Regions from separate parts of the Homo sapiens genome. Here regions 1 and 2 are each linked to region 3. Evidence: chromatin contacts called from ENCODE Hi-C or POLR2A ChIA-PET data. All regions are on one chromosome and are shown on one strand. Each heading gives the region's core, a stretch centred on a gene start or an enhancer-like site at or near the end of the contact. The rest is flanking DNA. Distances are from core to core; before and after follow the strand shown. Region 1 has its middle 19 kb from the start of LINC02642. Region 2 holds the start of LINC02642 (long intergenic non-protein coding RNA 2642). Region 3 overlaps SFMBT2 (Scm like with four mbt domains 2).

Region 1 (4,194 bases), core at 1,106-3,605, 250 kb after region 3:
TCCCTTTTTTTTTTCTTTTATATCCTTTTTTCTTACTTAGGTATGTACTATTACTGCTTGCAAAAACAAGGATCTACCATATGATTATTTCTAATTATTCTTGTGGGGGATTCAAAATTTTGAAAAAAAAAAGCAGTGAAAATTATGCATTCACTTGCAGAAATATGTAATTTTGGGGAAGTTATAGGGAAAAGTGTCAGCAACACTATCTTGCCTGAAGCTTGAATAGTTTAAAGCAGAGAAATGTTGTCATGGTAGTAATCCAACTAAAATTAGATTTCTACTTCTAACAACAAGATTGGATCCCAGGGAGAGGCTGAGAGACCTTAGTTCATAAACTCCACTTGGTGTACCATATGAAATAGCTTTACATACACCTCTGCTTTTGGTGAAGTTGGCATCCCTGACCTCTGACCCAGGCATGTTCACCATGAGCCAGGCATATGGAGAGAGTAGAGAGAACAAAGACTGCTCAGTCTGGGCATGGTGGCTCACACCTGTAATCCCAGCACTTTGGGAGGCTGAGGCAGGCAGATCACTTGAGGTCAGGAGTTCAAGACCAACCTGGTCAATATGGTGAAACTCCATCTCTACTAAAATACAAAAATTAGCTAGGCGTGGTGGCATGCACCTGTAATCCCAGCTACGTGGGAGGCTGAGGCAGGAGAATCGCTTGAACCTGGGAGGTGGAGATTGCAGTGAGCTGAGATCGTACCAGTGCACTCCAGCCTGGGCAGCAGAGCGAGACTCTGTCTCAAGAGAAAAAAAAGGCCCTGATCAGCAACGTCTCCACCACACATCCCAGCACTTAGCCAGCCCTCTGCATCAGGAAAGAGGGAGCAGCAGGGGAAACCCCAAGGGAAATAAAGACTAACTTTATCTATTTGCACATTTGTGTTGGGCTCTGGTTGCTGCTGAGAGACAGAGATACCAAAACCTGTACGAAAATATTAACAACAGGTTGGAAAGTTGAAATGCTTAGTCAGGCCCACTTCAGTTCCATTTTCCCCTGCTCCTAAGGAGGAGAAAGAGCAGAGTGAGAGAAAAAGAGCAAGAAGGAGGATGTGTAAGAGTTCCTGACATCCGCCTTCATAAGTGGCCACTATGTGCCAAGAAAAAAGATGAATAAGACACAGCCTATTTAGAGTAATATCACGTCTGGGGAGCTGGATTCTCTCACAATATGTCGACCGTATCCCTGAGAACAAGGGACGCAGAAGTGTCTTGCGTAGTGCTCAGGACACAGTGTGCACTCCGGAAGGGTTTGTTCAATCTCCACCCACATCTGAACGTCTAGGACCTGCTTTGTTGAGGGAATGTGACTTTCATGGGAGAGGCGTGATGGTTAATTTCATGTGTCAACTTGCCTGGGCTGTGGGGTGCCCAGGTTAAGCACTGTTTCTGGGTGTGTCTGTAAGAATATTTCCAGATGAGATTAGCCTTTGAATGGGGGAACTGAGTAAAGCAGATGGCCCTCCCCAGTGTTGTGGGCCCCATTCAATCTGTGGAGGGCCTGAATAGAACAAAAAGGCAGAGGAAGGAGGAATTTACCTCCTTTTTTCTGCCTCATTGCTTGAGCTGGGATACCTCATCTTCTCTTCTGCTTATTTTAGACTGGAATTTACACCACTGGCTCCCCTGCTTCTCAGGCCTTCAGACTTGGAATGAATTACACCATGGGCTTTCTTGAGTCTCCAAGATGCAGATGGCAGATTACAAGCCTTCTCAGCCTCCATGATCACATGGACAATATTGGATATTCCTTATAATCAATCAATCTACCTATTTCTATGTATCTGTCTCTCTGTCTATCTAATCTTTCTCTCTTTGTCTCTCTCTCTCTCTCTCTATCTAGCCAATTAGAAAGCTATTGTAAGTTATTTCTTCCATGAGTGGGGTGGGATTGGAAGTTAGAGGGCACAACAAGAGGCCTAGACTCTAAAGACAGAAGGACAAGGAAGAAAAGAAAAAAAGAAAAAAAAAAAACCTTGCAGTAGAGACTGTCATTTATTACCTAATACCCATCCACTCCCCCCTCCTTAAAGACCAAACTTCTTTTTACCTGGGTGCTAAACATTACATTTCCTGGTCTCTCCTGCAGCTTGGCATGACCATGTGGCTAAGCTAGGCTCAATACAATGTAAATAAAAATGCTGAGTGGGACTTTTCCAGGAAGTTTTATTGAAAGGCATAGATTGTCAGCAAGAGTTTGTTTTGCATTTCTGCTTTTCTTCTCTTTCCTACCTTAATGTGACAGCTGGACCTCCAGCAGCTATTTTGGACCTTGAGGTGGCCTTGGAAACAAAAGCCATCCATGCACTGAAAATGTCAGAGTGGAAAGATCAGAGCATGAATTTGTAAGGACCACCTTGCTAGCCAGTATTACAGTTACATGACAGAGAAGTGAACCTCTACCTTGCCTAAGCAACTGATTGCTTTGTGGTTTTCTGTTATGTGTGACCAAATCTAATTTTAACTAACCCAGAAATCTGCTCTCTGTTGTCCTCTAACTGAATGTCAATGGCTTCCCATCTATAGTTACTTACATGAAGTATGATGACAGATTTTATATTATGAAAAGAGCAAGAACAATGTCGTTTTAAACTTCCTTTGATTAAAAAAAAAAAAAAGCTCATTTCTCTTTACTCACACCCTTTGTGATTTGCCACTCAGATTTCCAAGAAAGGGAAATTAGTCAACCTGCTTTCTATGTACCAGAGCTTTCTTCAATCCCTGCTGGCCATGAGTAATATGGAATCACACATACACAAAATGGGAAGAGCCCTGCTTCTAAATTCTTCACCGACTAGCTCCGGAAGTCCCAAGAGGAGGGTTACTCGGGTTCTGACACCATCCTCCTCCCTAATGACACTGCCCCCCTAGCTCTTTGACTCCCTGACACTACCTAAAAGGAGAAACTCCTGCTTCTGGAAATCATGAGGTCCAGGCTGCCTCCCAGCTCACAGGCTCACCACACTCCAGTGGGTTCCAAATGCATCCTTTACAGCTTCTCAGACACCTAGTCACCCATTTGCCCCAACAAGGACATCTTGTGCTTTCAACATCTAAGTAGATTTATGCAATTTTACTGAAAAACTCTTTAAATATTTATTTGTTTTTCCAACACAAATGCCTTTCCCAGAACCTAAGCTGGATCATAAGATCCCAAGGAGGAGGTTTATATCTTGCTATTCTTTGCATACCTGGCACCTAGCATAGTGCTTATACGTGGAAGGGATTTATTAAAGTTTTTGCACAAACGACAGCTCCAGCGGATAACACAAATACTCACATTTATTTTCTCTTCTAACCCTAAACAATCATCCTGGCACCAGTGAGCCCCAGCTCTTGTCCTTTAAGAGAAATTCTTTCCTGCACACTCTTACTTAGCTCTGAAGAGCAAAAGGATTTTTCTCAGGTCGTCAAGCTGTGACTCTTCACCTCACACAGCACTGGATGTCTTAGAGGGGCTGGGGGAGAGGAGACGGTCTTTTGCCTCCATTTTCTTGATGCTCTGTCATCCCATTGTTTCCTACACCTCTAGGTCCCCACCAATGGGTACCACATCACAAATATAAAGGTCAGCATTTAACTTGGGAAGTGCAAGCCTAACATGCCACAAAATCCTCAACTTCCAACTTCTCTCTACCCGTCCACTCCCACATTGCTCTACTAATGGAGAAAAGGAAGAGGTTCAGTGAACAATGAGCATCGTGATCATCATTTGGGATTTGGCAGACGTAGAATAAGAAGACAGCTTTTAGGTGCTCAGGCTAAACTCTCTGGTGGGACATCGTTTAGGGGATAATGTGGGGGACTCAGTCTCTTCCAATCGCCTGACTGGATAGCCAAAGAACTCCTGAATTTGGATGCAGGAGCAAGGAGGGGGCCTATTGCAAACTTCCTGCTGCAAACAACCACTGCACTGTCCACACACAAGAGGCAAGGGTGTCACCCCATTAGCAAGCTACCGTAAGTTCTTACTACAGGAAGGCAGGATTCAATGGGCCGCTGTGCAGGAGAGTCTGGGAGGCTGGGTGGAGATCCTGCCATGGCAGGGCAACAGGAGCAATAGCAAGGAGAGAAGCTGGCTCAGGAAGGGCCCCTCCCACCACTGCTTTGGAGAGTTTCTCTGCATGACAGCACTCTCAATCCCCCTAAATCACAATGGGGAGTGAATCTGTCTTGTTTCCT
Region 2 (3,714 bases), core at 1-2,500, 230 kb after region 3:
TCTCACTATCCATAAAAATGAACACAAAAGGGATCAAAGACTTAAATGTAGGTGCTAAAACTGTAAAACTGCGAGAAAAACACAAAAACATAAGTCTCCATGACCTGAAGGGTTAGGCAATAGTTTCTTTTTCCCCAGAAAGTCTGGCTGACCTTAAAAGAGCCTGCTTCACACAGCATTAAAGATCTGTTTCACACCTGATGCATTACTCTTGCAATAGGCAGGGCTGTCTATGCTATCCTTGTAACATAACTCTTGCTGTGGCTGAAATGAACACACTTAGGCGGTGTACACACACACATACACACATACAGCATGGTCGCAGCCACTCATAAAGCCTGGATCAGTCTCTTCAAATCCTACATGGGCTTCAGCCTAGATAGTCACTGGGAACAGCAACCTCTCAGGGTTAAGCCAGGAACACTACAGTCATGCTGATCCTGAAACTGTTTCAAATATAGCCTGGAGTATTTAATACCTTTATAAACGGAAATGAAACTGGGTTAAAATAACGACCCAAACCAGATGGCGCAAATGTTCTGTTCTCTTCAGAAACTGAAAGAGGAACAAAAAAGAGACTCCTTCCCAAGGGAGCAGGTGCAGCTGCTGGGGAGCATCGGGGCTTTTCCTGAGCGCTGCAGACACCTACAGCCTGGGACCACGTGCTGCTCAGAATGCTCATTCTCTGATTTGTAAGCAATTAATATGGCTGTGACAGCAGCAATCCGGACACAGCAATGCAGAATTCTCAACACAATTCTACTTCCTAGCTCTAGTATTTGCTGAAATGTGCAACAACATGTTCTATAAATCAACTAAAATTTGTTGAGTGTTTACTGTGAGCCAGACACTGTTGTACCAGTATTACTGCAGTAACTCATTTAATCCTTACAACAATCTTACGAGATGGATTCATTTTTCCAAAAATGTACATTGAAACCTAAGCAAGTTAAGTAATATGCCCAATTCATAGAGCTTCTCACCAGAGTTTGGATTCAGGTCATCTGACTCCATAAGCCAGGTGTTTAGCCCTTACTCTCTTTTGCCAAACTGCTAGAATTATAAAAAAAACTGCAAAATGAAATCATTCATTCCTTGGTGTATTTGTTTTCTATTGTCACATTACCAGAAATTTAGCGGCTTTTAAAATAACACAAATTTATTTACTTACAATTTTGAAGATCAGAGTTTGGGGCTAAAATCAAACTGTTGGCAGAGCTTCATTCCTTCTTGAGGCTCTAAAGGAGAAGCTATTTCTTTACCTTTTGCAGCTTCTAAAGGCCGCCTACGTTCGTTAGCTGGTAGCCCCCTCCTCCATCCTCAGAGCTCGTCACTACAGCCTCTGATTTTGCCTCTGCATCTCCTTTCTCACCCTGACTGTCCTGCCAGTCTCTTATCAGGACCCTTGTGATTACACTGGGTCCCACTGAATAATCTGGGATAACCTCCCCATATCAAGTTCCTTAACTCAATCACATCTGCAAAGTCCCTTTGCCATCTAAGGTAACAGATTCACAGGTTCCAGGCCCTGGGATATGGACATCTTTTGGGGATGGTCATTATTCTAACACAAATAAGGAACTAATAAGCCCACCCATGTATCTGCATCATATGTTTCTTAAAAAGAAAAAGAAAAGAAAGAAGAATAAAACACAAGTCTGCAAGTTCATAAAGCACTTAGAAACTATCGGTGGTCAATATGGGGGTCACGTGGAATTGTCCACAATGTCTACTTCTTGGTAGGTTTGTACAAAATCAACAACTGTGAAAAGTTTCACATTAAATTCAAAATCAATAGCAGAGAGAGTTGAGAAAATCCCAAATATGTGGAATTAAACAATACATTCCTAATAACCAATGAATCAAAGAAAAAAAATCACAAGGGAAATTTGAAAATACTTACAGATGAAGGAAAATGAAAATACAACATACAAAAACATATGGAATGCCACAAAAGCTGCTCATAGCAGCAGCATTATTCATTATAGACAAAAAAAGTGGAATAATTCAAATGGCCATTAAATGATGAATGGATAAACAAAATGTGGTATATTCAAACAATGGAGTATTATTCAGCCATTAAAAAGGAATGAAGTGTTGAGACATGTTATGACATGAATGAACCTTGAAAACACCCTGCTCAGGGAAAGGAGCCAGGCACAAAAAGCCACATATTATGATTCCATTTATATGCAATGTCCAGAATAGGCAAATCCATAGAGACAGAAGGTAGGTTAGCAGTTGCCAGGGGCTGGGGGGAGGGAGGAATGGGGAGGACCTTGGTGCCTCACCAGAGCACACACCAGCTAACCTGTGATGGCCATGTGGCATGAATGAGAAACAGACATTTGCTGTTTTATTTAATTTTTTAATTTTTTTTGGGGGAGGGGGACAGAGTTTTACTCTTGTCACCCAGGCTGGAGTGCAATGGCGTGATCTCGGCTCACTGCAAACTCTGCCTCCTGGGTTCAGGTGATTCTCCTGCCTCAGCCTCCCGAGTAGCTGGGACTACAGGAATCTGGCACCACACCCAGCTAATTTTTTTTTATTTTTATTTTTAGTAGAGATGGGGTTTCACCATGTTGGTCAGGCTGGTCTTGAACTCCTGACCTCAGGTGATCTGCCCACCTCGGCCTCCCAAAGTGCTGGGATTACAGGCATGAGCCACCGCGCCCAGCCCATTTGCTGTTTTAAACCAGTGAGATCTGGGGCCTTGTTTATTATCATGGAATTCTAGTCCGTCCTGATTAACAGAGGGTAATGGATAACCCGAGGGCATTTTTCCAATATCCCAAAGGGATGGATAATTAATTACGCCCCCCCCCCCTTCTATTTGGAAATTTCACTGCAAGTTCTTCTAAGTACTCTTAGGACAGGCAACAGCTGAGTGGTCCCGATGAGCCCAGGACATCTCTGATTATTTGAATGGACTTCTCTTTCCCCTCCAGGTGCAGCTGGCTGTAGCAGAATGTGGTTTGAGAGTCCCAGCAGCGCCCTGAGGCCTCTGCCTGCTGAGTTCCTCCCATGAGTCTTCAGTCTCCAAGAACTGAGCTCTACTCTCACGGGCCCCAGCCTCACTCACAGGGACCCTCCAGTCACCTTTTTTATTTTCTATTTTTATTTATTTTTTTGAGGTGGAGTCTCGCGCTGTCACCTAGGCTGGAGTGCAGTGGCGTGATCTCAGCTCACTGCAACCTCTGCCTCCTGGGTTCAAGTGATTCTCGTGTCTCAACCTCCCCAGTAGGTAGGATTGAAGGCGTGCGCCACCACGCCCGGCTAATTTTTGTATTTTTAGTAGAGATGGAGTTTCGTCATGTTGGCCAGGCTGGTCTCGAACTCCTGACCTCAGGCAGTCACCTCCTTTAGATGATGGCCTTTCTTTGGGGGTTTCTCTGTTGTCCCCACCTCTGCCACTGTCCCTGTATTCTACCCTGCCTCCCTAATCTACCCACCCTGGACTAGACTGAAAGACCTGGACCTGGATTGAATGTGGAACATCTCTTACCGGACTTGGTTGTAGGAATATGACCATGCATTCATTGCAGATGCAAGTTAAAGAAGAATATTTTAAATATTGTTGGCTTAAGCCAGGCGGCAAAATATTCAAACATAAAATCTCAGATGCAGCCAAATCAGAACAGCGTGTTCTGGTGACGCGTTTCGGCAAACGCAATCATTCACGGGCTCCTCTGAGCCTAATTAAGCAAAAGCCCA
Region 3 (3,965 bases), core at 51-2,550:
CAGACTGGCGAGGCCACCAGGCAAGATGGGACTCAACCTGTGGGAACTGCATGATTCTCCCAATAGGGTTAATGTCCCAAGCAATCCAATCCCTAGAGATCTGGAAAGGTTAGTACAAAACCCCTTATTATTTAAGTTTGTCTGTTAAAATCCTCCCCAATAAGTTTACTTTTCTCATCTTTTTCCAATTTTCTTCTTCTTACTATACCTTTATTATTCTTCTCTTAGTCTCACCTCTCATCTTACTGCTTTCTTCCTGAATAAACCTGACCTATAGAGGACAACAAACCACACTGGTAAACTCTAAGACTGGCATTCACTAACAATGTGGTTCTTGAATCCCAATTTAAAATTATTTTAATGCATCCTGGCTCCCAGTGTAATTATTTTAAAGTATTATAGCATCTAATTGTCGGATATCTGAAAGCAAATTGACTCTGGAGAAAGCTTAGCTCGCTGGAAATAAACACTCTAAAGAAATGCTTCACCAACATTGTGTTACATTTGTAAAGCCACTTCTCAGACACTTTCAAGTCTTTGAGCTCAATCACTTAGCAATGCTGCACCCTCTAAGTCTACACAATAGCAGCACATCTGCCAATAATGCGGTAACGGATGGGGAAACTCCTGTGGACAGAAGTGAGAAGCCCAAGGCCACTCGCCTCGCCAGGGGATGGAGCTGTAACTGACACCTATGTCAAGCTGATGAAGAACGCCCTATTTCTACTACATCTAAACCCTTTACACAACCAGCCTCCCCAGATTAATGCAGGTGTTACTTCAATGACAGTAAGACACCCTCCTGAATCTCCAGACCCTGCATACCTTCACAGAATACAAACCTTTGGGAGGAGTGAGGCTGACTCCATTTTTAAGGCACCACTGTACTGGCAAAATCCCCAAAGAATCTGCATGGCACAGCATTGACAGTTTACTTGGTTCAGGTCTTAGGTCATCAATAGTCACTTGAAAAAAGTGATTGTTAAAAACCTAAAAGAAAAAAAATGGGGGAGCCAAAGGTTAATTCTTTAGAGTTACATATAATGCTAGTATAAAATAGTGGCAGAGCTTCCAAAGGCAATTAATATAGTTCATCAAAATGATTTGAATACAAACTGGCATTTTCAATGTCCATTACTAAATTAATTCAGCTGATAAAAAGTTAGAATTGACTGCTGTGGTCCTATTAATGAAAAGATAAATAACTAGGTTATCTGGAAGAGTGAGAATGAACAAAATCAAAGACTTAGAGAAGTCAACCAATGGCTATAGCTTGAAGAAAAATGAATGGAGGAAGTCAGACAGACAAACCCCAGCTTAGATGACAGCCAAGACAGGAACTGAAAAGTGAAACCGTTTCTCAGTGTCCACAGCCAGCACCAAACTCTTTACACCAGATCACTCAAGAATCTCCAAGATCTGGCTTGGAGCTTTCTAGCCTCCTCCTGCACCTTTTCCCTCAGAACACCCCACCCTCCAGCCCGAGAGGAAATCGTTCACACTAAGCCTCATGGACTACAACAACCCCCAATGCCATGTTTAAGCTATCAAAACACAGTGCGTTTTCAAGGTACATCTCATATTTCAATGCTTCTGATCTGGCTGGAATAAACCGCCCTCACTCTGCGCTCCTAAAATTTCAGACTTCAACTTCTGTATTGAAAACTCTCATTCCTTCCTAGACCGATTACACATCAGTCTTCCAATGCCATAGAGCATAAGTTATTAGAGGAGAGTGATGTCTTTTTGTTAACACAAGTATTTCCAAATGCATAGAAAGTGCTTTGTACATAGGAACGGGATAAATGTCCACTGAATATAAGAAGAAACATCAATGAAGAAATAAGAACAAGACATGCCGATAAACAAAGCAGAGGGTAAAAATCAGATGGACCATCACTGAAAAGCAAGATGGATTTAAGTAACTTAGTATCTAAAACAGGCCAGAAAAAAAGATCCCTTTCCCAATTCAACAGACATAACCCAGTCTTTCTTAGGAAACCTTGAGAGTTTTACAAAGCTATGATTCCTGGCCCCTTCATTTTTTTTCTGGAAGCAATTTAGTTCAAAGTGAAGCAGGAAAGGAAATTCACTTCTGTTCTTGCCTGTGCTAATTTTGGTAAATAGTTTACTGAAGGTTTGCCTGTGAAAGTCAACTTCAAGCAACAAAGGATCAGATGGGGCCTTCCCAGTGAGGTCATGTCCGAGAGCCCTGTTGAGAATCTCATCCTCCCACCACCTGAAAGGATTATGAAAATCCTTTGACTTCTATCATTTTCACTCTGCTGGGCACCTGGACTCCACTGGACAGTCCTGAAAACTGATGCACGGCGATCTGGCTCAGGGTGCAAAGCCAAGTGCCTACCAACAGGGAAACTAACACCAAGGCCTCCTGGGGTCCTCACTGCTACCGGGGGGCACAGTCCCAGGACCCCAACATCCCTGCCTTGGTGTATTTTTCTCCTTAGCATTTAATATGTAACATACTAGATTTATTTACTTATTGATTCTGTTTATAGTCTGTCTCCCTCCATTAAAATAAAAGCTCCACAATGGGAACATTGTCCAGAATTGAGCCTATGAATGCTCAATAAATATCTGTTAAATTACTGTTATTTAGTCTATCTTGCATATATACACATACACACACATACGTATATAAAGAGCATGTGATTTTGGTGGAGCTGCGGTACCCTGTAAAGAAGGAATTTCCACAACCGTTAAAATGCATGTTCACGTGGGAACACTCCAAAGGAAAAGCTTAGTAAGTTTCATCAAATCCATCAGGGCTCATGTTCCTAAATGGTCTGAAGCACTGTTTTGTGCTCTATCCAGTCCATAACCCACAGGACTCAGAACTAATGCCCAGAGCAGTTAACTGACTTGCCCAAGACTGCACAGCTAAGAGATGGCAGAAACAGAAACAGAACCCAAGGCTTCTAATGCCAGTATCCTTTCCTCTAATCAATACAACACACTTCGCTTACAAAGATGACATCATCACCATCTGCCAGTATCTCAACACCAAAAACACACCCTGGCTGGACTGCTGGAGGTTCATCATTTAATACTGGATCCACTACACGTCTGTCTGCATCCTTGTCTGTTTGTTGTAACATCGTTTACATATTTCTTCAACAGTTATGCCACGAAGAAAAGGCCCAAGGTGGAAAAAAAATGAAATTTTCATTGTGATGAGTAATGACAGCACAGTGTGTTATATTTTCAAACATAATATTCCAAAGTACTTTCCTCATATTTAAAGAAATACATTTAATTATTATAAATATCTTCTACGCTAAGAGTATTCTGATACCTCATTACATGAAGATGAGTCTTGAACCTGGAGAGGTGCCTACCTAGGTTCTAAAAGACAGATGCACATACCCCAATCCATGTGTTATACAAAACATGGTCAATAAGAGGAGGGGTGTATACGAAACGGCATGACTTATTTTATCTTTGCTACAAAGGGTAAGAAAAAGCAAAATAAAAAGGAAAACACAGTTTAGAAATCAGTAAAAATACTTTCTCCCTCCCCTCAATAAGATCTATTTAGAGAAAATTATTTACTGTGAAAAACCAACTATCACTGGAAGTCTATTCAGCTAGAAAAAGAGATTTGGGCTGAAATTAATTTTGATTAGTAGACACATTCTAACATGACATATTACAACTATTTAAAGGCATAAGAATTATTTAAAGGCATAAGAATGTGAGAGAGGCCGGGTGCAGTGGCTCACGCCTATAATCCCAGCACTTTGGGAGGCTGAGGCGGGCAGATCACAAGGTCAGGAGTTCGAGACCAGCCTGGTCAAGACGGTGAAACCCCATCTCCACTAAAAACACAAAATTTAGCCAGGCGTGGTGGCAGGCGCCTATAATCCCAGCTACTCGGGAGGCTGAGGCAGGAGAATAGCTTGAACTCGGGAGGCAGAGGTTGTAGTGAGCCGAGATCATGTCAC

The links. Hi-C counts contacts between places; a loop is a spot of excess contacts on that map. ChIA-PET counts read pairs that join two places held with the same protein, here RNA polymerase II (POLR2A). Pooled maps may share reads with other maps.
Region 1: a loop to region 3 is called in a pooled map, with 2.1 times the contacts of the local background. The contact joins two enhancer-like sites. A Hi-C loop is called at or near these places in 1 of 168 maps with a recorded cell type or tissue (natural killer cell) and 6 of 50 pooled maps. POLR2A ChIA-PET finds 5 or more read pairs at or near these places in 1 of 52 experiments (IMR-90).
Region 2: a loop to region 3 is called in a pooled map, with 2.3 times the contacts of the local background. The contact joins the promoter of LINC02642 here to the enhancer-like site in region 3. A Hi-C loop is called at or near these places in 1 of 168 maps with a recorded cell type or tissue (natural killer cell) and 7 of 50 pooled maps. POLR2A ChIA-PET finds 5 or more read pairs at or near these places in 1 of 52 experiments (IMR-90).

What each region holds. Positions count from the first base shown.
Region 1 is chr10:7,490,081-7,494,274 of GRCh38, forward strand. No RefSeq gene overlaps it. Among named protein-coding and RNA genes, the nearest start is that of LINC02642, 19 kb to the left of the region's middle. Within about 2 kb of position 2,356, at least 2 of the 41 ENCODE cell types and tissues checked have a DNase peak (open chromatin) inside an H3K27ac peak, as active enhancers do.
Region 2 is chr10:7,471,599-7,475,312 of GRCh38, forward strand. It overlaps LINC02642 (long intergenic non-protein coding RNA 2642), which reads right to left and starts at 1,251. Exons shown (of 4, transcript NR_184109.1): 1 at 1,172-1,251. RefSeq lists enhancers at 390-589, 600-699.
Region 3 is chr10:7,242,716-7,246,680 of GRCh38, forward strand. SFMBT2 (Scm like with four mbt domains 2) reads right to left here. Exons shown (of 21, transcript NM_001387889.1): 9 at 843-990. Among named protein-coding and RNA genes, the nearest start is that of SNORD129, 58 kb to the left of the region's middle. Within about 2 kb of position 1,301, at least 3 of the 41 ENCODE cell types and tissues checked have a DNase peak (open chromatin) inside an H3K27ac peak, as active enhancers do; they include natural killer cell, where a contact is called at or near this core.